Regions from separate parts of the Mus musculus genome. Here all the other regions are linked to region 2. Evidence: chromatin loops called from intact Hi-C (ENCODE). Cell type or tissue: left cerebral cortex. All regions are shown on one strand. Links, peaks and the distances in the headings refer to the core of each region. The heading gives the core; the rest is flanking DNA.

Region 1 (8,120 bases), core at 2,015-7,014, 330 kb before region 2:
ACACACATGAACATTTTGTGCTATCTGGAAATTCTTAACCATTCTACCTTTAGGTTTGTGTAAGCAAACACTTGATCGTGCAGGAATGTGACAAGAAGAGGCACACTGAAGTGTATGAGGTTCCCTTTGCACCTCACCATGCTCTGGGGCTGCTTTGGGATGTTATCATGAGCTTGGGGTTCAGAAGAACCCATCTTTGTCATGGCATCTGTCTTAGTTAGGGTTTTACTGCTGTGAAGAGATACCATGACCAAGACAGCTCTAGTAAGGACAACATTTAATTGGTACTTGCTTACAGGTTCAGAGGGTCAGTCCATTATCATGGCATGAAGTACGGCAGTATCCATGCAGGCATGGTGCTGGAGGAGCTGACAGTTCTACATCTTGTTCCAAAGGCAAACAGGAGAAGATTGGCTTCCAGGCATCTACTAGGAAGGTCTTAAAGTCCACACCCACAATGACATACTTCCTTCAACAAGACCACACCTACTCCAATGAGGCTATACCTCCTAATAATGCCATTCCCTGGGCAAAGCACATTCAAACCACCACAACATCTGTGGAGAGATTAGGGTCTGCTGATAGCTCAGAACAGCTAGGTGCTGAGACAACAGGGTGCTCCCAAAGGCAAAACAAGGTTCTACCCCACACTCCTGAGGGGAAAAATGATCCAGCAGCACTGTTACATTTGCATCGTTACTCTGACTCTTCCAGATAGCCAGCCACTTACAAATGATGGGCTGAAGAAAGCAGAGTCAAGACTGGGAACCCTCAGTCCTTCTGTGTCCTGTTTTTCTTCATGACAAAGACCAAGGCACATTAATATTCTGATATGAATCAATCAAGACATGATGTTAACAATGAAGTCAAGCAATCGTGTTAGCGTCCCTATGTGTTTGGTAGGAAACTGAACACTGAGTGTAGAATCTTGGCGCTCCTGTATTCAAGCCAAATGCTCTGTTGTCCTTGGAATATAGCATGGCACAATAAAAGTATGAATGAGAAAACACAGAGTGATTAATATTTTAAACTTTTCCTACTGAAAAAGAATTCAACTGCATATACAAAACACCATCAGTCTAAAAAGAGCCACCAAGGAAAAGAAAAGGTCTCATGCCTCAGTGACTATATGGCAATATTCCCCTGTGTATTGAATGCCTGGGTGCACTCACTCATGTGGTTATGAGCAGCTTCTGCTTGAAGTGATGCGACTTTAGCACCGTTAAACATGGAGCATGGTGACAACAGATCTGATTCCAAGGGAAAGGTCCCCAACAGTCTTGAAAGCTTTCAGAGTTTTTGTGCCAATTTTAAAAAAAATGTATTAAATTCCCCTTGAGCCTCAAACACATCAAATATTAATAATAAGGAAAAATTACTACAGAAAAATCTATTTGTACTACAATGAATGCATTATAAGGAGTAGTTGGAAATTCATATCTCTCTCCAAATCTATGCAGATCTATTAGCCTCTCAGTTACGTGGGAAGAGTCATCACTTTCAGGCTGCAGGAGAGCTGTGGCTCTCAGATCAAGACCTCTTCTCTGTGCTCACCTTTGTCACAGCTCTGTGAGCCTTTTGTCCAAGCTCTCTGTCTGCCTCTAGAGTATTCCATCTTCAGTCTTGGCTTTTTAGCTTGCACCTCAGTTTGAGAAAAACCACCAGGGAAAGGATCTGGCACAGTGTTGGTAGCATCACTAAAATGTGTTAGAATAGATGTCTGACTTCAAAATAAAAGTATCTGCAAAGATCTGGTGAAACGTCTGCACCCAATCACTTTCCTGCCCAAGTCCACGTGGATATATGCTAACAGTGATCAGAAATAAAACTTGATTTGTCGACATTTTACTTGTGAGTTTTTGTTAAAAGTAAAACCATAGAAGTAGATTGGTGTACTGTTTGGTCAATCAATTTCTCAATTAATTTTAATAATAGGTAATTATTGCCATGAAAATGCTTTATGTTGACAAGTTGTTCAACTAGAACCTAAGTGTCATTTACTCTGCATATCAACCTTTGTGAGCAAAGGCAGTGTAGTCCCCACTTTCCAAGGCAGGGAGATAGATGGAGGCTTAGGGAAGAACGGCATGACCAAAGTCACAGAGCTGGACATCCCAGATCCTAACCAAGTATTCAGTGAAAAGGTAAATTAAAATGTCTGCAGAGAACACGTTAAGAGGGAAGTCCCCAGCTCTTTGTGTGGAGTGCTCTGTTCCCTGTGTATGAGAGTGCTCCCAGGTAGGAGGACTCCCTACCAGAGAATGTTTTGTCCTCTTCTCCTTCCCCGTTCTATTCTGTTCCTCCTCCTCCACTCCCCCACCCCTCTCCTTTTCCTTCCCTCTTCTCTTCCACTCCTCTTCCCTTTCCTTCCTCCCCACTTTTCCTGCTCCTTCCTCCCGCTCTCAGTTCTGCTATTCCTCCTATTAGAGAAATAGAGATTTCTTCTATTAGAGAAATCATGCACCTGCCAAGGTGGACTCTTCAGTGGGGAAGGGCAGAATCACAAGGCTCTGAGAACTGAGACTAGACCTTCAGCTCTGCTTCTATGTGTGGCCTGCAAAAGTCCCTTCCTCGTTGTCTGTCTTTTCTCTGTTGGATTCCATCTTTTCCTACCCCAGTGCCCAATACATAAACTGAGAACCCCCTGTTCCAATGACAGCCACTCTCTGCCTCCTTTTGGAAAGCCTTTCACCGGAAATGTCAGCAGCTCTCCTGGAAGACTGCTGGGTCCTGAGCCAACATCTTTGTCCTTGAATGAGCACACATTGCTCTTTACTACCGTACCATCTCAGCATGGGACCATGTATGTACATCAAGTAAACTCCTGGCCCTTTTCTGTCTTCCCAACTATAGAATGTAACCTTCCAGAACTGCATTTCTGGTTGGTTTGTGGCTCTACCATCCTGATATCACCAGGCTGTGCTGTTCTCTCTGCTTTCTGAGCACACTATCAGCTTGGCTCTTTTCCCTCTTCTCTTGGGACTCTGTACTCATTGCCAGTTAGGCTTAGGAGGATGTAGTGGTTTTGAGCTGGTGTGAATTGCATTTTGTAGATTGGTAGTGACATGGCAGCCCTGACTGTGACCTACAGAGCTGGAGCTTCCTCCTGCCCACAGGAAACAAATGTCTTAGGAAATCCAGGGTTAACTGACAAGGATGGAACTGTGACCATATGATGGCAAAAGCATCTTTCTTTCCCCTCCTATTACAGTGATCCAGAGCTTTCTGAGTTACAGGAATGAAACGGTGGCCTGACATCTCCAGCAGACCCTTAGGGATTGTACCAAGCACACATTCCCGTGGTCCTATTTTCTTGCCTCAAAAAGGCAGTTGGGTTGTTCCCTTTTTAGTGACCTTGCTTGGAGCTTCCAGCATTTCCCAGATGTGTAACTGGAAGGTTAACTCTTTGGATCCCACTAATTGGTAGCTCAGCCCATCTCCTGTGTCTTCATCCTGTCTTGAAGACACCTTTCTCTGTCACAGGATTCACAGCTTTCATAAAACCGAGCCTGTCTGTGTTTCTAATCCTTTGAGAAAAGCAGTCTCGGAGCTCAGGGTTCAACCTGAGGTCAATCTCCAAATATACACGAGAAAAGGGAGAGGGATGGTGAGGATGGGGGGTGCGGGGGGGGGTGGAGAGGAAGCTTGCAGTTCCATTGGAGGAAAGTAGAAATAGCCATGAATGTTATAATTTTTAAATTAGTACTAGCAGCAAAGAGACGTGATCTGAATGCCAAGGCAGGAGGCAGAGGTGCTGGACGGAGCTCTGTGAGGATAGGACCTATACCTAAGCTCTGTTCAGACTGGCTACAACCAGTGAATCCTTGGGACTTTCTGTACTCATCCTAGCCTGCCCAATCACCTGTCTAGGGGGAAAGGAGAGGCTCATGTGTGACTGGTAGGGCCAAGTCTCCTCCCAGTGTCAGACAGCCTCCGCCACCCCCCACCCTGTCATAGAAAAGGGCTCAGGCTCACTGCAGTGGGTGGTGACAAGGGAACATCTGCCTTTCTGGTTCCATTTCAGTAATTTGAGATTCTCAGCTCAGCCCCCTCCTTCAGTAATGACAGCTGATATTTAGAGCTCTTGTGGTTTGCCTTGTAAGCATCCTGCTGTCTGAAAGAACAGACCTCAAACTAAAATCAGAGAGCTGCCCTGATTCCCAATGGTCCTGCCTTCATTCAAAACTCCCCCCATGAAACACACACACACACACACACACAGGTCCTGCCTTCATTCAAAACTCCCCCCATGAAACACACACACACACACACACACACACACACACACACACACACACACACAATTCCTACCTAGCTTTTCACAGACTATTTGAGATAGACCGGCAGTGCAGGGTGAAGGCTGAAGTGAAGACAGGTTAGAATTTTAAATAAACCACACACATTGCTTAGGAGGTGAAATGGAAATACAGAGTAGATGTTTTCAAGGTTGATGTTTAATGCAAATGCTTTGCTCCTTTCTTCTACACAGCTAGAGACACCAGGTACTGACAGAACCAGGCTCTCAGCAGGAATTTCAGCCTGATCCTGTCTCATACCCAGTATACTGTTCAATAAAATGTGTTTTCCAAAACGTTTTAGAGTCACAGACCACATTGTTAATCTCTTGATCTTGGATACCATATGTAGATGAAATTGTCCAGAGAGAAAAATGAGACGAGTATTTAATCAAGCATGTGCTTTCAAATAAGAACACATGTGGTCACTCTGTTAAGGGTAGGACACTTTCATCTTGTTTTATTTATTTATTTAGTTAGTTAGTTTTCATTTTGGGTGGGTTTGAGACAAGGTCTTATACTCTTGCCCAAGGTCTTGAACTGGAAGGAATACTTTCTACTCACAGTAAGTCTTCTTGAGATTACAAGTATGCCTTCATGCCAGGATCTCTATGCTGCTATACTATAGAGCACAGAGTAGACATTCAAGTGTGAGGTGTCTACATAGGAACCACAGAGCTTGTAGATACCTGAACCAAATATAGAGAGAGCTCTGTGTGCTTCACACAACCTCTGGAAGATTCCTAGTCTTAGGTGCTAAACACAAGCCCTGTGGGCTGATGAGGTAGGTGGCTTAGCACAAGATTGATGGCCTGGGTATGATGCTAAGAATGTGATGGAAGTAAAGAACCAAGTCCCCTGATGGGCACATGCAAAGGTTGATGCTCATGCATGTACACACACACACACACACACACTCAATGAAATAAATTAAAAAAAAAAAAGAAGCCCAAGCCATCAGGGAAACTTGTACTAACTAGTGTTGAACTGGGGAGAAACTTACTCAACAGCTCATTGTTACCTGTGACATCCATGGTGTAATGGGTTCTCCAGATCACCAGGTCCACCCATTCATATCCCCAGGGCTTAAGAGGCTCTGAGGCAAAAAGTCATTTCCTTTCCATATATTCAGCAGTAGCCTGATCTTCAAGTCTTGATGCTTGAAGTGATTTTTTTCCTGAATGGACGTGACATATGGAAAAATCATGAGTCCAGGATATACATCAGAGCTCACTGCTAAGCTGGAGGCTGAAGGTGGGGGTGGGGTAGGGCTCACAGTTTGTTCAGAACCTTAGTGTGAACTGAGGTGTGGTGGTTTGAATATGCTTGGCCCAAGGAGTGGCACTATTAGGAGGTGTGGCCTTTTTAGAGGAAGTGTGTCTCTGTGGGGGTGGGCTTTGAGACACTCCTTCTAGCTACATGGGGGCCAGTGTTCTGTTTGCCTTTGCAACAAGATGTAGAACTCTCAGTTCCTCCAGCTCCATGCCTGCTTGGATGCTGTCATGCTTCCTGGCATGGTGATAATGGACTGAACCTTTGAAATTGTAAGCTGGCACCAAATAAAACGTTCTCCTTGGTAAGAGTTGCCTTGGTCATGATGTCTCTTTACAGCAAAGGAAGCCCTAACTAGGGCAGAAGTTGCTAGGACAGGAGTCATGAAGGCACTTTTGCCAACAGGGGACAGTGAAGTAAGTGGAATTGGTATGTGGTGGGTGTGGGGGGCAGTCAGGGAATGTGGTATGTGATAGTGAGAAGTGAGGAAAAGAATGGCAAGCAGGAAGGAGACTTAGGAACATCTGCATACCAACAGCCAGAAGCTTGCTTTTCTCCACTGTCCTGTTCAGGAAGAGAAGCAGAGATGGAGGGAATTACATGGGAGATCCAAAACAGGCTGCCACAGCCAGGGTGGGGCCTTGGCTTCCACTCAGCTGTTGCTCAAAGCTCTTCCAAGTTCATTTCTGAAGATGTTTAGAATCTTCATTATTCGATTGTTTGCTTAGTGCTAGCCCATGTACGTGCTCACTGCCATGCTTGAGTTTTTTTTTCATGACTTCTGGGGATCTGAACTCAGGTCCTGGTGCTTGCGAAGCAATCACTTTTCCTGTTGAGTGACATCCACAGTCTAAGATTTGTTGAGTCCTTATCATAAAGCTTTACTTCTAACTTCAGCACAGTCTTACTGAATAATGACCTCCAAACCCGCTGGAAATTATCCTGAGCTGCCCTTTCTGCATCTTTCTTTTAGACATGTTACTGGCTTGCAGGTTATTGGAATGTTTTTGTTTACTTATTTTGCTTAATTCAAAGCTCTCTAAGCAAAACTTGGGTTGGACCTGCATGTTCCATATTGGTTTAGCAGTGGTAATTGCAAATAACTTTGCCCCTTAATTCATTTCAAGTGTGAGATTCAGAAGTTTAAAATCCAACAGTTCTGTATGCCATCCAGAAATCTGAATGCACAGTTCGTGTTTAGGATAACCATAGCTACCACTTCACACTAGTTCTTTCAATTACATTAACTTGTTGTCCTGTGACCTCTCCTGTCCTTTACTCCCACATGGGGGTAGCATGCATGCATACCAAAGCACATGTAAAGAGGTCAGGGGACAAGAAATTAATTTAAGTGAAAGAACAAGTGTGCAATCAATCAATCAATCAATCAATCAATATTTTCAAGGGGGAGGCCTGGAGATGGTTCAATGATTGAGAGTACTTGCTGCTTTTTCAGAAGTCCCAACCTCAGGACGCATGTCAAATAGCTTACAGCTGTCTGTAACTCCAGCTCCAGGAGATTGACTTTTCTGGCTCCCATAGACACACCCATGATTATGCACAGACAGATATGTACACAAAAACACATTTTTATATAAACAAAGTACTAACAACTGCCTTATCCAAAATTTCCTTATCAAACTATAAAAAGAAAAAAGTAATTCTGCCACGACCTATAATACTTTCCATGTTGGGTAGAAGAGAGTCTACGGGAAGCTGAAGCCTGGCTTAAGCTGTGTGGTCAGCTGGTCTGTCCCTATCTCCACACTGGCTTGTCTTATTTTTGGGGTGGGATGGTTGACAAAGTCTCATGAACTTTTAACTTCATTGTATAGCTGTGGCTGGTTTTAGACTTGATCATTTTGCCTCCACACCCTGACTCCTAGGAGCTCATTTGCATTCCACTATATCTGACTGAATTGGCCAGTCTGGGCCTCCTGTTGGCCACTGCTCCTAGTTTTCAAACAAGATGGATTTTTGAGCCGACTTCATGGATGTGTGTGCCAGCGCCTTGAGCTGACTCACCCTTTGCCATGAGTGCACAAATGTCCTTTGGGTTAGGCAGCTACTGCCAGCCAGTATTACTATCATCTTTATAGTGTGCACTATTGACTTCCTCAGCACATAATTCCATGTGGAGATGGAATAGCGGTGCTCTGCAGAGGCGTGGATTGCATGCATGGCTGGCTGGGCTCCAGCACATGAGGGCTGAGCACAGTCAATGCCTTCTAACAATGGTATGTTTTTCCTGCCGCCTTGACAGCTGCTGAAAGATTTTCTATTATTATCTTGCTTTTAAAAAAAATCACAGTATAATGAATTACATGCTCACAGTGTGGTAGCAACTTGTGAACTACTGTGGAGGCAACTGTATTCTCCACAGCAGCTGGATTACAGGTGTGGATGTGTGTGGCTGCACGGCTTGCTAATGAATGTCGAGGGAAGCGCCAGGCCCCCAACGTTTGCGCACAGGGAGGAAACAGAACACTCCTTGTGTTTTGAGACAGACCTCATGTTGTGTTACCGTTCTGCCTGTATGGGGGTGGGGAAAAT
Region 2 (8,120 bases), core at 1,334-6,333:
TCTTTACCCTCATGTAAGTTGAACAACCCCAATCCTCAGTCCACACTATGACAAACCACCTGAAAGAAGCAACTTAAAGAAGGAAGAATGGTTTGCTCAGGCATGAAGTTTCAGAGAGCCTGCTTTGGGTCTGAAATCGCCTGGTTCTCTCTGTTCTTCATCACAGTGTGGCAAAGCAAAACTACTCATCTCATTGTAGACAAGGTGGGGAAGGGGTGGGGTCGCCATATACTCTTCAAGGACACCCCATAGTGACCTACTTCCTCCAACTCCTCCCACTTCTAGTTCTATCAGCTTCTCAATAATGGCTACATATTATTAGTTCATTCACATTTTAACCCACTAGCTAGGTGAGGGATTCTATGGTCAAATCATTTCCCAAATATGTACCTCCAGACACTGCATTTGGGACTAAGCCTTCAATACTTTCATATTAGTACTCTGAAATGTAAGCATGGCTGACTCATAAAAATTAAATGTGTGGGGTTTTTAAATAAGACTTGCATTGGTCATAGTGTCTGTTCACAGCAGTAAATCCGTAACTAAGACAACAAGGATGATATAATCATAGACATCAGTTCTTTTTCAAACACTGGAATGATGGGGCTGGAGAGAGAGCTAAGTAGTTATAATTACTCCCTGTTCTTTAAAAGAACCAGAGTTCAGTTCCTAGTATTCCTGTCAGGAAGCTCACAACTGCCTGTAATTCCAGAGGATATAATGGCTTTCTGCCCTCTGCAGACAGCTTTACATACACACATGCACACATGCAGACACAGATATATACATAATAAAAATAAAATGTAACCAAGGAAAACAAAACCATTTAGGCGAGTAGAACTTTTAAGGCCTCCAGGGGAGCTGGCCACCCCATGTGTGGATCTTCACTCCTTTGATTTCATGGACAAAGGGTAACAATTTGACATAGATTCCACACTTGGGATTTTCTTCTGAGTTGTCATCTATCACAAAGCCCCAAAAGTCCACAAGAATGGTTACTTGGACTCTGAAATAAGAGTCTGTGAAGATTCAAGGCCCATCTTTAGTCATGTATTCTATGCTTATTAAGTGTTTAAACAAACATTAATTAGTATAATTATTTATTTTTTATCTACCTTAACTATCTTGAATAAGAAGTCAAAAATCATTGTTGTGAGGCTAATTTCTTATAAGTGCTAATCTGATTAAATCTAAGCACTACAAGTGAAGGGTGGTCTGTATCACTGGGAAAGGCTCATTATTCCAAAATGGTAGGTGACTAGGAGAGGGGGTTTTGGTCACACAAAATTTCCCCAAAGTACATGTTGGGGATCAAATTACCTGCAGACTTATATTCTTCAACGTCACTCTCACGAGCACTGCTGCAATCTGTAAAAATATTAATCAAAAACAATGGCCATTGATTTAATCAGGAAGGAAATTTGAGGAGGGAGATCTTATGTCACATAGCAGTATTGTGTCAGATGTCTATGTACATGAGTGTATCCTGGTCTACCCAGAGATGATGATCCAGGTAGAATCATGGGGTCTGGTCCAGAAACACCACAGGGAAAGAACATGGTTCCATACACCAAATATTGTTTTTTAAAGGTAAATACAGTAGAGTGTGCTGTGTGCCTTTCTTGCACGTATGTAGGAATGTGTATTTCTTTTCTGCTGTTCTAATTTAGACAGGAGTCTGTAGACAATATCTTGCTCCCATCTGCATTGGACTCCTCTGTAACTCTGCTGGAGATAAGTTTCTGATGATCTACGACTAAAAGAGCAACGTTTAGACATGGGGCCAAATGGGAAGAAAACATGTCACTGCTGGGACTCTGTGAGAGGTTAGAAATGGTGAGGAAAGAAAAGAGATGAGCCAAGAAGCCTCAGAAGCTGCACTCATGAACAATTCTATGAGTGGAAGTGGACAAGATGAGAAGGGTGCTAAGGGGTAGGAGTGGGTAGAAAGGTAATCCTACACTGAGAAATTTACAGCCTCAGGTTCCATGTAACCACCTTGAGAAGACTGGAAAAGGAGCACAGGCTCCTCTTAGATCTAGTGTGGAAGACAGACAGGAACAGTGAGAACCACTTGTGTCCTGAAACCTGGATCAAGTTGTTACAAAATGAAGCCTTATTGACTATGAATCTCCTAGTAGGGTAGAGTTACATGGGGACTGAAAACTCAGTGTAGGACTCCAGTGTGAAGATCACCTTGACAGGGCCATTTGGGTGGAAGTTGAAGAACACATGCTCCTGGAATGGGCTCAGATGGTGATGAAGAAGAGTGCGTGAGCAGAAAGGTGGGATGTGCAGAGGAGACTGCAAGATGGAAGCTGGGCTTTGTTTTATTATTCTGACATGGGTTACTAAGGAAAGAACAATCAAGTTCACATCTGAGTGGAGACAGAGTGATGGATGTGACACGGATCCCAGAAAGAAACTAATCAACTCAACGCTTAGAATGAGAGAAAGCTTTGTGGAGCAGAGAGAGTGCACACTAGTTTTTCTAGTTAGTCTGACCAAATACCTCTCAAACAATTGAAGGGAGAAAGAGTTTATAACAGGGATAGAGTGCACTTGTTTGTATAAAAAACGCAACAAGAAATGGGATCCTGCTGTACGGAATGAGTATCCAAATGTTTTAGGGCAATTTCTTCCTTTCAGAAAACTAGCTTGAATGGGTGGAACAACAATATGAACTAACCAGTACCTCCCGGAGCTCGTGTCTCTAGCTGCATATGTATCAGAAGATGGCCTAGTCGGCCATCAGTGGAAAGAGAGGCCCATTGGTCTTGCAAACTTTATGTGCCTCAGTACAGGGGAATGCCAGGGCCAAGAAGTGGGAGTGGGTGGGTAGGGGAGTGGGAGGGAGGGTATGGGGGACTTTTGGGATAGCATTGGAAATGTAAATGAAGAAAATACCTAATTAAAATTTTTAAAAAACTAGCTTGAGTAAAATTGACCTAAAATAATTGATCTCTCTCTCTCTCTCTCTCTCTCTCTCTCTCTCTCTCTCTCTCTCTCTCTCTCTCTCTCTCTCTCTCTCTCTCTCTCTCCAAAACAGGCCTAGATCTGAAACAAGGAAAGAGTGTCTCAGGAAGGCATACCAAACCACATTATTTGAACCAACATTAGAAAGTAAGAAAAGAAAGCTATTTTAAAAATTCATAGTGTTTACATACATGGTTTTAAAATGGATGCATTGGCTTCTTGTAAGTTCAAGATTGAAATTCAAAAATAAATGTCCACATAAGCAAGTTTTCAAATGGGACTTTTGTGTTATGTCCTGATCAAACAAAGTTTGTCTGCCTTCAAGTTCACTTAAGTTAATAACGTACTGTGTAAATAACTCGGTTGGAGAGAGAAGAGCAAATTTGAAATCTTTAGGAGAAAAAGCAGCATTTGAAAACCACAAGCACGCTGTTCTTTCTTTTCTTTTTCCCTAATTGTCATTGGAAGTTTGTTTGGCTGTTTAAGGTGTTCCCCGAGGAGAATCTGTCACTGTAATCAGATACTGAAATAAGACACTCTATCACATAGGGGTACAGTTAGTGTGTGATAATTCAAAAGAAAACGATAAATAAATTGATAAATAAATTTTGTCCTTTACTGTGATGAAATATAAGCAAGACTCAGCAAGCCGGAGGCTTCGCTTTCTGGCTGCCAACGGGTGATTTTGATAGGCTATTCTGGGGAAAGGGAATTCAAGAGGAAAATAACTGCAATATTGACAATTTATTTTTGACTAGAGTTTTCTCTGTTTTCTAAACTTTTTGTAAGTGAATCGATCCTTACACAGATGTACTAGAATGCTTGGTTTGCCTGTACTATTGTTACTATGGTAAAAAAAAAAATATATGTTTAAAAGCACCCACATTTGAATCAAAACAGATCAAAACTTTTTATAAATTCTTTTCTCTTGGTGCAACCAAACAATTAACGTTTCAGAAAGATGCTTTGAAGGTCCTGGCTGTGGTCCCTGTCTGTCCAGTGATTGGAAGAAACCCTGGCTTTTAGTGGGGGTGAGCACCCCCTGGTGGATGGAGGAAGCAGCTGGATGGTCCAGCGAAGATGACAAGACAGGGGAGGATGGTTTTGCTCACTCATTCACCACACACGCCACGCGCTGAGGAGATGTCTTTAAGGAGGCTCCACTGTTATACTTAAAATTTGAAGCTGCGGGTTGAATGGCAGCGCGTGGCATCTATCTTGATGTGAAGTCTTGGGTTCCCAGCATGAAATACAGACTTCTCACTGGAGTTCGGAGATCTGTCAGTATGAAAACCTGGCTGAGTATATGGACCTCTGATGAACCCTTAGAGGGAAGGCAGAGAGTTGTCCTGACTTCCTCAGAGTATTTCGTGGGGTCCCCAAGTCAGAGACTATGATACTCACAGACAGGGACTTGGAGAATGCAGTCCTCCATGCATATGCTCTGCTAGGGTGCACATTTAATACACTCTGTAGCACTGATTTTACTCACACACGGCCAGGATATTTAGACCGTACCTTACCTCGTCCGCACTATTATACAGGTGGGAACTGAAGTTTGCACAGAACACAGTATCCCTGGGGACCACACTGAACCGGGACAGAGAGAGCCTGCAGAGCTCACTCAACTGCATAACCAGTGGGTCTCTGTCAGATCTGTCTAGCCCATGCAAAAGAACTCACAACTTTCTTTGAGAATCTTGTACTTTAAAATGCTATAGGATCTTTGTTTCCAGTGATAGCCATTGTGAAAAAGTCAGTGCACATCACAAGGGACTCTCTCCCTTTATGTTTTTTTCTAAGGTCTCAAGGATGAACCTACAGCAGGCTTCGGGACCTTTAGGCAGTTGCTCTGCCACCAAGATGTGTACTTAGGAGTAGTCCTCGGTCCTTACCTTTTACTATGGAGTCCCACTAAACCATCAGTTCTGGCCTTGAATTCCATTTGTAGTCCAGAAACACTTTGAACACAAGATCCTCCTGTCTCAGCCTCCTCACTACCTGGGATTAGAAGCACCTTTTTAAGCCTGGCAATGTGGCAGGCATTCCCCTCTCCATTTGTTAATCAGGTAGTGAAACTTACCAGCTCAAGGCTCTGCTCAGAATCCAGAGTTTGCTTTGAAATCAGAAGTGTCTGAATGTAGTTTCCACACAACCCACAGCACCTGCCTGGGACAGAGTCACAGCCGGCTTCACTGTGACAAGAAAGAGCTTGCTTGCTCTTAGGCAAAGGGGGCAGTCCTTGCAATTGGTGCCATTTGAGACAGGATTAAAAGGGAGAGCCAGAAGCCTCCAGGAGGAATGTTTCTCCTCTAAAGCAACAATCTGCCTCACTCTAAGGGAGCCCCGGGCTAGGATTTGGGAAAGGGCAAGGGCCCCATCTGCCATTTAGCATGAAATGTGCTTGTAGATGATGCTGTCTCGGTGAAGCTCTGGACAAGTTTGATTTTACTCCGAGAGGAAAAGTAAAGCGTTGAACCCAGAGTACCGACTGTTCAGGAGAGGCAGCCCGTTTGCTTTTAGAATATGTTCATCATCGTCAAACGTGAAAATTCCCCATTTGTATGTAGAGTGATGCAGGCTCTCTGAAATAGCAGGCAGGAAGAAATGAGCCCCATACCGAAAGACTTCTGTAAACCCCCAATTTTCTTACATCCCTTAGACAAGCATCCTGGAGGCACACACTGAGACTCCCAGGTTCTTTTTGTTCCCCCAAGACAAAGAATTTCACCAGGAACACCCCCTAAAACAGTAAAACTAGAGACCATTTATTAGGAAACTGAGAACAGGGGTAGATGGCTGAGCAGGAGAAAGGCACCCACGGAAAGGCTCTGGGCCAGCAGGCTTTTCTTTACATAGCTCCTGCTCCTGTTTTCTCCTCTGTCTGCATGGCACAAGCTTTGGCACGAGCTGTCTGCTGCATGTGGCAGGAAAGGTTTGCTAGTCATTTTGTCAATGAGGTTCTTTTAATAAGCCTGTCTCTCCAGATTTCTACTCCTTCTGAAGATGAGAGACATCTAGAAAGAGATCCGTGTACCTGCTGCAGACAACATGAAGTGAGTGCAGAAGCTGTGGACAGGCAGGTGAATGCCAAGGCTTTAGGCAGGCAGTGATCAGGGGGTGAATGTAAAGGCTTTGGATAGGCAGGCAGTGAGGAGACTATGGCTCTGCCCAGTGTGACTAGAGCCCTGGGGCACGCTCTTCTGGTTTTTTTTTTTAACATGTTCCTGTGGGGACCCTGAATTATCTCATGTTTGTGCCAGCCTTTAGGATGCCTCCACATCTCCAAAGGATTACAAAGCCATCTTCTAAAACAGACTTTTAATGCACATCCTTCCTTGGTAGCTACACTGAGCTACAGGTCCTTACCTGTCATGTATTCCTTAGGAAAACACATCTTTTTTTCTGACACTATCCTAAATGAAAAGCCAGCCTGGGGAGGATTACTATGTATAAAGTGGTTGAAAGTCCTTTTTGACTTTCAAATCAAGATAAACTAAATAAAACCTTGCCAAAGTCAAAATAAGACTAAGCATAGTAATGGGATACCAGGCTGCATAATACTTGACGTTGCCTCTCATGAAGAAGCACATGACATTCCAAAGCAGCGCTGCAAAGAGAATTTGCATCTATCCCTACAGTACCTACATGTTCTCCTGATGGTCACAGAAACCCTCAGGTTAGGACTGAACTGAAAATGTACGGTTGAAGGCCTCCACACTTTCTTAGACTCTCTCTCTCTCCCTCTCGTTCTCTCTCACTCTCTCTCTCACCTCTCATTCTCTCCCTCTCCCCTCCCTGTCTGACTAACTTGTACATATGATACAGTGGAAATGGCTCAGTGATAATCAGGTGCCAGGGACACACTGGTGATGTCTAGTGAGTGACAGGCTCATGGCGCATCAGTCATACTATGAGGATCCCAACAATCAGAGACACCACTCTCAGAAGAATTTGCATTTCTGAAAAAAAAAATACCCATAAGAACTTTGCTGACAATATTCTCTGTCTCCCAGAGTGCTAGATGTGGGTGTACTTGGAAGAATAAAGGGACTAGTGAGCCCTGAAAGCAACGGTCTGGGACAACCAGGAAGGGGAAGTTCAGAGGTGGGAGAAGAAAGATGATTCAGGAAAGAGAGGGCTGGGGGTAACAAGGGAGAGGCAGAAAAGTCGAAAGGAAGCTTGAGGAAGTAAGGGAAATTCCTGAGAACCAAGGCCTTCTGGCTCCCAAACAAACCATTCAGGAGCAGCCAGAGACTGTCCTGCTACCTTTTATCTGCAACTGATAAAATAGGAATGAACATCAGACCAAGCTTCCTCGGGTACCACATTCCCCAACAACAGGCCCTGTGAATGAGCATCAGACCAAGCATGTTCATGCCAGTTTCTAATCAATGTCTGCTCAGAGTCAGATGAGTGGGACTTGGCAAATCTGTGGCTTACAGGCTCAACCCTGCAATCTGACCACACTGCAGTAATAGCCATGGGGATGCTGGTGTGTGTTAGAATGGTGGCCTTAGGTGATCACTATGTTTCCAGACATCAGGGGGCCCAGGGAAGACCAACCCACAGAGCGCACATGGAGCCATCTCAGCTCTCTGTCTGTCCATGGGACACAGTGGGCCCATCGACATGTGCCAAGTTCACCCCTTTTGATCTGCTGCCATGGGGTTGATCACCCTGGAGCTGAATGGAATGTTGATGAGCTGCCCTCCACCCCTTTTGCTAGTTAGCCAGGCCACTTTGATCCCCACAGAAGCAGCCTTTTCCTCTTGTCCCTCATTCTGCAGGTGTGTGCTCTGCCCTGAGATATTTACACAAAGAGCACTTCTGCACACAGACCCAAAGGCATCTGTATGGAATTGTCAGAGAGAACCCCCACCCAATGCCAAGCTCCATGGAAATGGAACACAACTGCACTCGCCTTTTTCTGCATCCCTTTTTATTGAAATTGGATTTTTTTCTTTCATAATATATCCGGATTACAGTTTCCCCTCCTCTACTCCTCCCGATTCCTCCCCACTTCCCCTCTCATCCAGATCAACTCCCTCTCTGCCTCTCATTAGAAACTAAACAGGCTTCTACGAGATCATTAAAATAAAATGATAAACATCAAAATAATAAACAAAACAAACTGAACAAAA
Region 3 (8,120 bases), core at 2,015-7,014, 1.1 Mb after region 2:
TATTTTGTACCAGCAGGGAGAGTATAGAACTTCCTGTCCATGTCAGTGCCACCAGGCTTGGAACTTTTCATACTGCTGGTTGAGGAGAATGGCAAGGACCTAGCCTGGTTCTATGTCACCACACACATAGAGATCCCTGTATCACCACACACATACAGATTCATGTGGCACTAAAGGGAACATGGGAACATGGCACCAGGGCTCTCTGCTTACCCTGAGAGTCTCCTTTCTTCCCATAGTGATGTTATGGTTGTAGGGGTGACATGAGGACTTCAGAGCCTCTTCACTCTTGTCATTCCAAGTCACCATAGCTCCTGAGGTACTGAAGGACAGTATGGAAAAGCAGTGCATCTGCCCAGCTGTGTATCAGCCCCTGTACTAGGGTTCTTCCCAGAAGTGAGAAACAAATTAAAATTCACACTCTGTCACATATCTGACAAGAGGCAAAAGCATCTAAGTTCAGAGCCATTAAAGCCATCCTTTAACAAATGTGAGCTAGCAGACATAACTCTTAGAACATAGGCTTGAACCAGGCTATGCCTCTCCACCGGTCTCTCTGAGACAGAGAGAGTTGGGAAGCAGTTTGTGTTGTGACTTGACAGGCAGCTCTCAATTTGTGGTACCTGATTCCTCCATGCTCCCTGCCATGTGCAGTATGTGAAACTAAATCATGTGATGTAAAATTTCCTGTCACCCCTGAAAGGCTATAAAAGCCAGACCTTTCCTTTGTTCTGGGGACTGTTCCAGACTGCTCAGGGAGCTGGCTTGGGGATTCGGTCCAGAGATGCCAGAGATGAAGGCAGCTGCTCTGAAAGGAGACTCATCTGGCCTTCCTACCACCATCCTTCTCATCTCATGGCAGCTCTCTCTCTCTCTCTCTCTCTCTCTCTCTCTCTCTCTCTCTCCTTCTCCCCCTCCCTCCCTCCCTCTGTGTGTGTGTGTGTCTCTCTCCTCCCACCCTCCCTCCCTCCCTCCCTCCCTCCCTCTGTGTGTGTGTCTCTCACACACACACAAATACACGCACACATATTTACCCTTAATGAAGCTCCTATCCAGTCTTTACAGTGAAGCCCCTTCTCCTCCATTTAAAGTATTATCCACTTAGATCTCCATATATCCCACAGTTTATGTCTAATGTTCTCCCTCTTTCATGGCCAGAGAATCTGCTCACTCTCAACCTCCCTTGGGAATTAAGCACTAACATCTCTGTCTTAGTCAGGGTTTCTATTCCTGCACAAACATCATGACCAAGAAGCAAGTTGGGGAGGAAAGGGTTTATTCAGCTTACATTTCCACATTGCTGTTCATCACCAAAGGAAGTTAGGACTGGAACTCAAGCAGGTCAGGGAGCAGGAGCTGATGCAGAGGCCATGGAGGGATGTTCTTTACTGGCTTGATTTCCCTGGCTTGCTCAGCCTGCTCTCTTATAGAACCCAAGACTATCAGCCCAGAGATGGTCCCACCCACAAGGGGCCTTTCCCCCTTGATCACTAATTGAGAAAATGCCTTACAGTTGGATCTCATGGAGGCATTTCCTCAACTGAAGCTCCTTTCTCTGTGATAACCCCAGCTGTGTCAAGTTGACACAAAACTAGCCAGTACAATCTCAAAACATGTCTTTAACTTATAAAAGATAATTTATGAAAATGACATGAGTGGATTGTTAATAGTATAGATATGCTTTGTGCATGCTTTTTTGTGGGAGATATGGTGTATATGTATGTGTCTTGTTGGCATTCTGAATGCACGTGTTGTGGGTGAGTGTGGATGTGCTATAAGGCATGACGTACATGTATGTTGTGGGGAACTGGTATACATTTGGCAGGTTGTGTACCTCCATATAGGAAAGGGTGGATATGTGGTGGTAGGCAGATCTGTGTGTGATGTATGTTGTGATGTGTGGAATGGCATATGAGCATGTTCTTGAATGAGTGGTGTGTGTATATGTGTGACTTGTTGGTACTATGTGTTAGTGCACCTCTCACTGACAGCTCTGAGGAGTCTTAAGACTTCCTACTCCAGAGAAAGCATACCTTTCTAGAATGATCCTTGTGTGGTTACACACTTCATGAAATTGTGGTTAAAAGACCCTGGCTTTCCTCACCCCACCCCTTTTCCTGGAGATAGACACACCTTTTTCCTACTGACAACCTATAGCAGTTTCAACCTGGCGACAATTTCATTCATTCAATTTTGGGTTTTTTGCTCTAAAAATCAGACATTTCTGCAGTGAACTGTTTCCACCCCAACTCCAGAAAAAGGCTTCGCTTCCTGAGACAGAAGGCTCCGCCCCCTGAGACAGAAGGCTCTGCCCCCTGAGACAGAAGTCTCCACCTCCCGAGGCAGAAGGCTCCGCCCCCTGAGACAGAAGGATGGGCTACAAATCTGTCTTCCAAGCCTTCATCTCCTTTTCTTTTAGAAAGAACACAGCGACAGCCTTGCTCATAATGGCAAAGGACATAGGGATAAGTGTGCACGGCTGAGTAAATTAGGCCTCCTGCTCCCATGCCTGCTTGTTTAGATCCTTCTTTTCCCACACCGGGACAGAAGTCAGGTCTTTGGACATGACAGGCAAGCAAACCCTGTTCTACTTTCACTGCCATTAAAAGAGGAGGGGGAGGGGTGTGAAGGACAGGGTTAGGAGGCCAGCTGTTCCCCACCCCCACCCTTCACCTCAGAGAGTCCCTAGCCCTTCTCATCCCATTTTCTCATGAGCAGATGGCAACAGGGCTAGGAGTCCTCATGGAGGCTTAGGGAAGCCAGGATCCAAACACGGGACAAACAACCAGCAAAGCTCTAGTTGTTTGGTGTCCCACACAACCAAATTACTTGTGATTCTGATTTTAAAGCCACACAAATTAAAAAGGCATATAGATAGAGCCAATTTAGCCATCTGTCCAGTGGCCTCAGATCCCACCCAGAAGATATCCTAAGATAAGCCCAAATTTGCATCTGTTCTTGTGACTTCCAGAGAACAGCTACTAAGTCCAGATGTATGTCCATCTACTATGTAGCTCTCCCGGCCCATCCCCTGCAGACTTGATGCTGCTCACCTAGAGAAACCATCCTGCCTCAGGAAGTGTGGGAATGAGGAGACATGACTCACTGAGCCAATTAAAGTGGGAAATCCCCATTACTGATCAGGATCTGCCTGCTTGTTTCAATTAGGAGCAGCAGTGTCCCCCCTTTCCTTCCTAAGCAGAGGGTCCCGGGGCTGTGAGGAGATGGGTCTGGACTCCTTCGAGGGAAAATGTAAGAGTGCACAACTGGAGTCAGAAGTCTCACACTGGCTGGCCAGAGCTGGTGGAGGTCAGAGCTGCACAGAAATGTTTGAAGAATGCCCGTCAGGAGAAGATAAATGCTTCCTGCTTGCTGGGTGTGCTCTCCCTTTAACTCTTCTCAGTCCCATCTCTGTGAGACCCTGCAGCCCCTTGCAGCTGTGACCTCTCTAAACTGCCAGCCTCAGATGACTGACACTTCATCAATTTTGCCTGAACTGCATTTACAAGCCAGTCTCGGGAGGATTGGCCAAGTGCACCAAGCATGGGGGCATTTCCCTACCGGAGCCAGATTGCTGCAGAATGAGGGGGCTCTTCCCACCTTCTCCCAGTGGCCCGGGCAAACAGCCTAGGGGCCTCCCCGCCAAAGGGAATGAACGGACCTCTGATTATTCCTTGTAAATTTTTCATGAGGACATCTGCCCATGCTCCTCTCCCTCTGAGTACCTCTCTCTCTCAGTCTCTCTCTCCTCACCACCTCCCTCTCTGTGTTCTCTCTTCTCTCCTTCTCACTCTCTCCTCCCCCTCCTCTCTCTCCTCTATCACTCTCCCCACCCCCACTCAGGTTTCATCTCACCTCTAACCCTTTCTCCTCTCCTTCCTTCCTCTCCCTCCTGTTTTTCTCTCTCTCTCCTCCCCTCCTCCCTCCCCTCCCCTCCTCTCCTCCCTCCTCTCTTTTTTATGTCTCCCCGTTCCTACCTCCCCTTCCTTTTCTCTCGCCTCCCCCTTCTCCTCCCTCTTTTCCCTCCCTCCCTCCCCCTCTCCCTGTGTTCAGACTCCTGACAACTCATGAAAAACGAGAGTCATTGGGCCTCAGCCGCCATTAGTCAAGACATGCCTGATGTGTGAACGTGGACCTCAGGCTGAGAGGGGCCAGGCTGCAGGGACTGGTCCTAGAGACAAAAGACCAAGCCGGATGGATATTATAGATAGGTAGGCAACAAAGCCTTCTGGACCGGTAGGGTTGGTTCTGCAGACAAGGGGCTCTGTGCTTGTACATCAGTGTGGCCCAGGCTTTCCCCGATGAACACTCTTGTCTCCCTGGCTCCTTGATGTGGCTCCCTGATCGAGGGCAGAGTCCAAATCCAAACAGAGAGATTGGAGATACACACACACACACACACACACACACACACACACATATGGTGTCGAATGCGCCTTAAATATCAAAATATATTAACTCTCATGTAAGGAGTACAGGGGTGGGGAATAAGCCTCAAAATCCTTTTTTCTGTACAGTTCAAACTAAGGACCTACAGCTCTTTCTCATTACTGCGCCCAATCATGCCGATGTCCTTTTTGTGCCCCCTTTGAAGTGACATGTGCTTCAATTTATTTTTAATCTTCTAAGTGACGTCGGGACTGCAGCCTGTGCACACGTGAAGTCTCTGCCCTTCTTGGCTGTTGTCTAAAGCAGTTTGGGCCACAACAAATCAGGCACTCAGTCCAGAGAGAGCCCAGGAACGATCTGAGGCCGGGGAGATGCGCAAAAGTGCTGCGCAGAGGAGGCAAAGTCATTAATAAACCCTTCACCATACACACCTTCCCTACCTTTGTGTAGGTCCTGGCCCTGGTCCTTGGGGACCCGCCATGGAGACACTCTGTGGAGCAACAGTGCCACCCAGTGGACAGTACTGGCAAATGACTGTCCCTTCTCTCTGCAGTCTCCCTGGGCCCTAATATCACATCTTTAAGCAGTTTTCTACATGAAAGGAGGCCTGCAACTGATTCAAAGCCACCTTGCCTTGGAAACCTGAGCATGCCCATAAAAGGCAGTGTGCACAGAACATTGAGGAATGTTTTTCGTTATGTTGGGGGTCTACCCCCAGCAGCTACTCTGGGGGGGGGGAGGGTAAGGGGGGATGTCAAAGGAAAATAAAATTAAATATACTTTTAAATCATACTTAATTTACTAATCAGTTCAAATAAATATGTGTATATACAAATGTGTGTGTGCGTGTGTGTGTGTGTGTGTGTGTGTGTGTGTGTGTGTGATGTTTGTCCAGTTACAGTCTCAGTGTTTAGTTGAAACATAAATTACATTAGCCCAAGCTCTTGTAACCCTCAGTATTGAGGGAAAATGGCTGAAATATCATCATATTTGGAGTTAGGCAGTGAGGTCAAAGTCTTGCCTGTACATAGATCTCACTCACCTGATAACCTGGACGGTTTCCATTTCCCATCTGCAGTCTTCAGTCACCCAGAAGGAGGCTGACGTGACAGCCAACGGTGACTTGCCCTATGCCTGGCTAGGTTCTGACTCTGCCTATGATCTTGAAACCTTCCCTCCCCTCTCTCCTTGGGTATTCCCTTTTGTCTTCAAGCAGAATCCAGCCCTTCACCCCCTCCTGGAGCCTTTTCTCCTCACGCCTCATGAATGTTGGTGAGGTGAGCACATTACATGGGCTTAAAAACTCCTAGTGAATCCACTGGTTTCCAAACTCACATGCATCCCGGATTGGGAGGCAGAAAGCGTCCTACAGATAGGGAATCCAGCCAAGGCCTGCCTCTTTCTGAGTCATCTGCAGTACAGAGTGGACTTCTCATACATAAACAAAAAGGATGGTTAATGCTTATTTTAACCAGTCTGTTACTTGAAGCCTTTAAATACTGCCCTACGGCATCTTGTAGAAAACATCGTTTGGTGCAGACTTTAAATAACTTAATATAAAATCATCGTGAGGGGAGGAGCTGAAAATCATCAACTCTGTGAAAGAATGTGAAATATGACCTAAAGTACATTAGATCCAGATCATTAAAGTCATCAAGTCATCGTCTTTCTCGTCCCCACCCACTGCAATGACTGACTTTGCTTACTGCCGTCACACGCCCTGCAAGGCTCTCAGTTGAGGAACTGACTCCATCAGATGGTCTATAAGGCAAGTCTGTGGGGGCATTTTATTGATTGATGTAGAAGGGCCCAGATCACTATGAATGACACGGACCCTGGGAAGGTGGTCCTGTGGTACAGAGAAAAGGAAGCTAGGCAGAGGGAGAGTGGGCCAGCAAACAGTGCTTCCCCTGCCTCTCAGTTCCTGCCTTGAGTTTCCAGCTTGGCTTCCTCAATCGTGGACTTTGGTCCACGACCTTTGGTCATGGAGCTTGTCACAGCCACAGAATAGCAAACTCGAACAAATGGAAAGGAGCAGCCTGCCCATGTCTTGTCCTCTAGGTTTTTGGGGCTTTATATTCTGAGATTGAGAGCATCACACTGGCTGTGATGTGCCACCTTGTGCCATTTTGATGCTGAAGAAGTTCTGAGAGAAACTGTGGACTTCTGAAGGGATCAGGCCCTTGTCCTGGCTAGTTTTAGGTCAGCTTGACACAAACTAGAATCATCTAAAAAAGAGAAACTCAATTGAGAAAGCACTTCCATAAAATTCAGCTGTAGGACATTTTCTTAGTTGCTGATTGATGGGAGAGGACCCAGCCCATTGTGGGTGGGGCAGCACGTGGCATGCTGGTCCTGGGCTCTATAAGAACGGAGTCTGAGCCATCCATAAGGAGCAAGTCAGTAAGCAGTGTCCCTGCTGTAGCCTCTGCATTAGCTCCTGCCTGCAGGTTCTTGCCTATTTGAGTTCCTGTCCTAGACTTCCTGTAGACGTGGACTATGGATACGGAATCATAAGCCAAATAAACCGGTTTCTTCCTAGCTTGCTTTGTTTCATCATAGTAACAGCAACTCAAACTACAACATAAGTTGGTACTAGATGTGGCATATTGCTGCGACATACCTAATTCTGTTGTTTTGTGGGAGGATCATGGATGGAGTTTGGAACTCTAGGTTAAAAAGTTTGGTGAACTCTTCTGTGGGAGCTTGGGAGATAAGAATTGAAAACAGTGTGAAGAGGTCAGCTCAGGGCCTTTGGAAAATCCCACCAGACCCCTCCCCTCCTGGAAGAGAAAGGTCATGGAGCACTTAGGCACCCCTCCTCTCTGGAAAAGAGGCTTAATTACATTTATCATACCATGTGGGGACTTGGGGGGAACCGACCACCAGCCACCTGAGTGTGGGGGAGGCTCAGAGCACTTAGACACATTCCGTGACCATTGGCCACCTACAGACAAGGGAAGTCCTTGCCACCTCATTTCCTAAAGATCAATCAGTTTAAAAGTCACTGTTCTGCCAATCACATTGTGTCTAATGGCTGCTGCTCTGAAAACTATACAAAAATTTGTCAAACATGCTGCACAGGGTTGTTCAATCTCGTTTGTGTGTAGGGCAACTCCAGCATGCTGGAACAATAAAATTCCTCTTGCTTTTGCATCGATCCCTGACTCCACATTGTTCACTCAGGGCGTCTCTGGTAAGTTAAGGCTCACCAGAGTCTTACAGTGCCTTAGTTTCTGAAGTTCCAGAGGGAAGTTCTGTGAGTCACTGAAAAACTCTATCGGGGCCATTTGGTATTTTGAGTTGAGAATCTGTGGTTTTTGGTTAGCTGGGGCTGAAGAGTCAGCTCTGATTAACAATCAGTCAGAGGCACTCATGTAAAACCTTTGCTTTGCTCAGACGATTGATGCCGGTCAACTGGAGTTTAGAAATGAACAAGAGACCCGCATCACTGATCTGGACACTTCTGGGAAGTGTCTCCATAGAGTCAGCACACAAAAGCTGTGTTCCAGAAGCAGCCAAGGTTGTACCTCACACAGGCAAGTGAACTTAGTAGTGTAAGAGTCACCTACGGGGTACTGGTTTCAAGGCATGGAATGGGCATGGAGAGCAGATGAGGATTAGCACTGTAAGTGGCCAGGATAGGCCATTGGTGAAGCTGCAGCCTCAATAGCAGTGGAAACCCCAGGACTGAATGGGTCATGGAAAGAAGTTGAGGCTTGTCACCATAA

Evidence for each region. Hi-C counts contacts between places; a loop is a spot of excess contacts. Peaks named below come from ENCODE experiments on the same cell type or tissue, not always from the same donor. Only the 100,000 strongest peaks of a DNase experiment are listed, where the experiment ranks them.
Region 1: a loop joins it to region 2, with 3 times the contacts of the local background. A loop is called at or near these places in 2 of 42 quality-filtered maps.
Region 3: it touches region 2 in a loop (7-fold over the local background); 9 of 42 quality-filtered maps call a loop at or near these places.

The regions. Positions count from the first base shown.
Region 1 is chr12:27,928,392-27,936,511 of GRCm38, reverse strand. No RefSeq gene overlaps it. Among named protein-coding and RNA genes, the nearest start is that of Gm45941, 14 kb to the left of the region's middle. In left cerebral cortex, for the core only: no CTCF peak of the experiment used is centred there; a DNase peak (open chromatin) is centred at 3,982.
Region 2 is chr12:27,595,254-27,603,373 of GRCm38, reverse strand. Gm4166 (a long non-coding RNA gene) reads right to left here and starts at 5,175. Exons shown (of 4, transcript XR_381387.2): 1 at 5,060-5,175; 2 at 1,321-1,368. In left cerebral cortex, for the core only: a CTCF peak has its summit at 4,021 (motif pointing left); DNase peaks (open chromatin) are centred at 4,021, 5,459 and 5,791.
Region 3 is chr12:26,529,920-26,538,039 of GRCm38, reverse strand. No RefSeq gene overlaps it. Among named protein-coding and RNA genes, the nearest start is that of Cmpk2, 65 kb to the right of the region's middle. In left cerebral cortex, for the core only: a CTCF peak has its summit at 4,890 (motif pointing left); DNase peaks (open chromatin) are centred at 3,530, 4,883 and 5,760; H3K4me3 peaks cover 229 bases.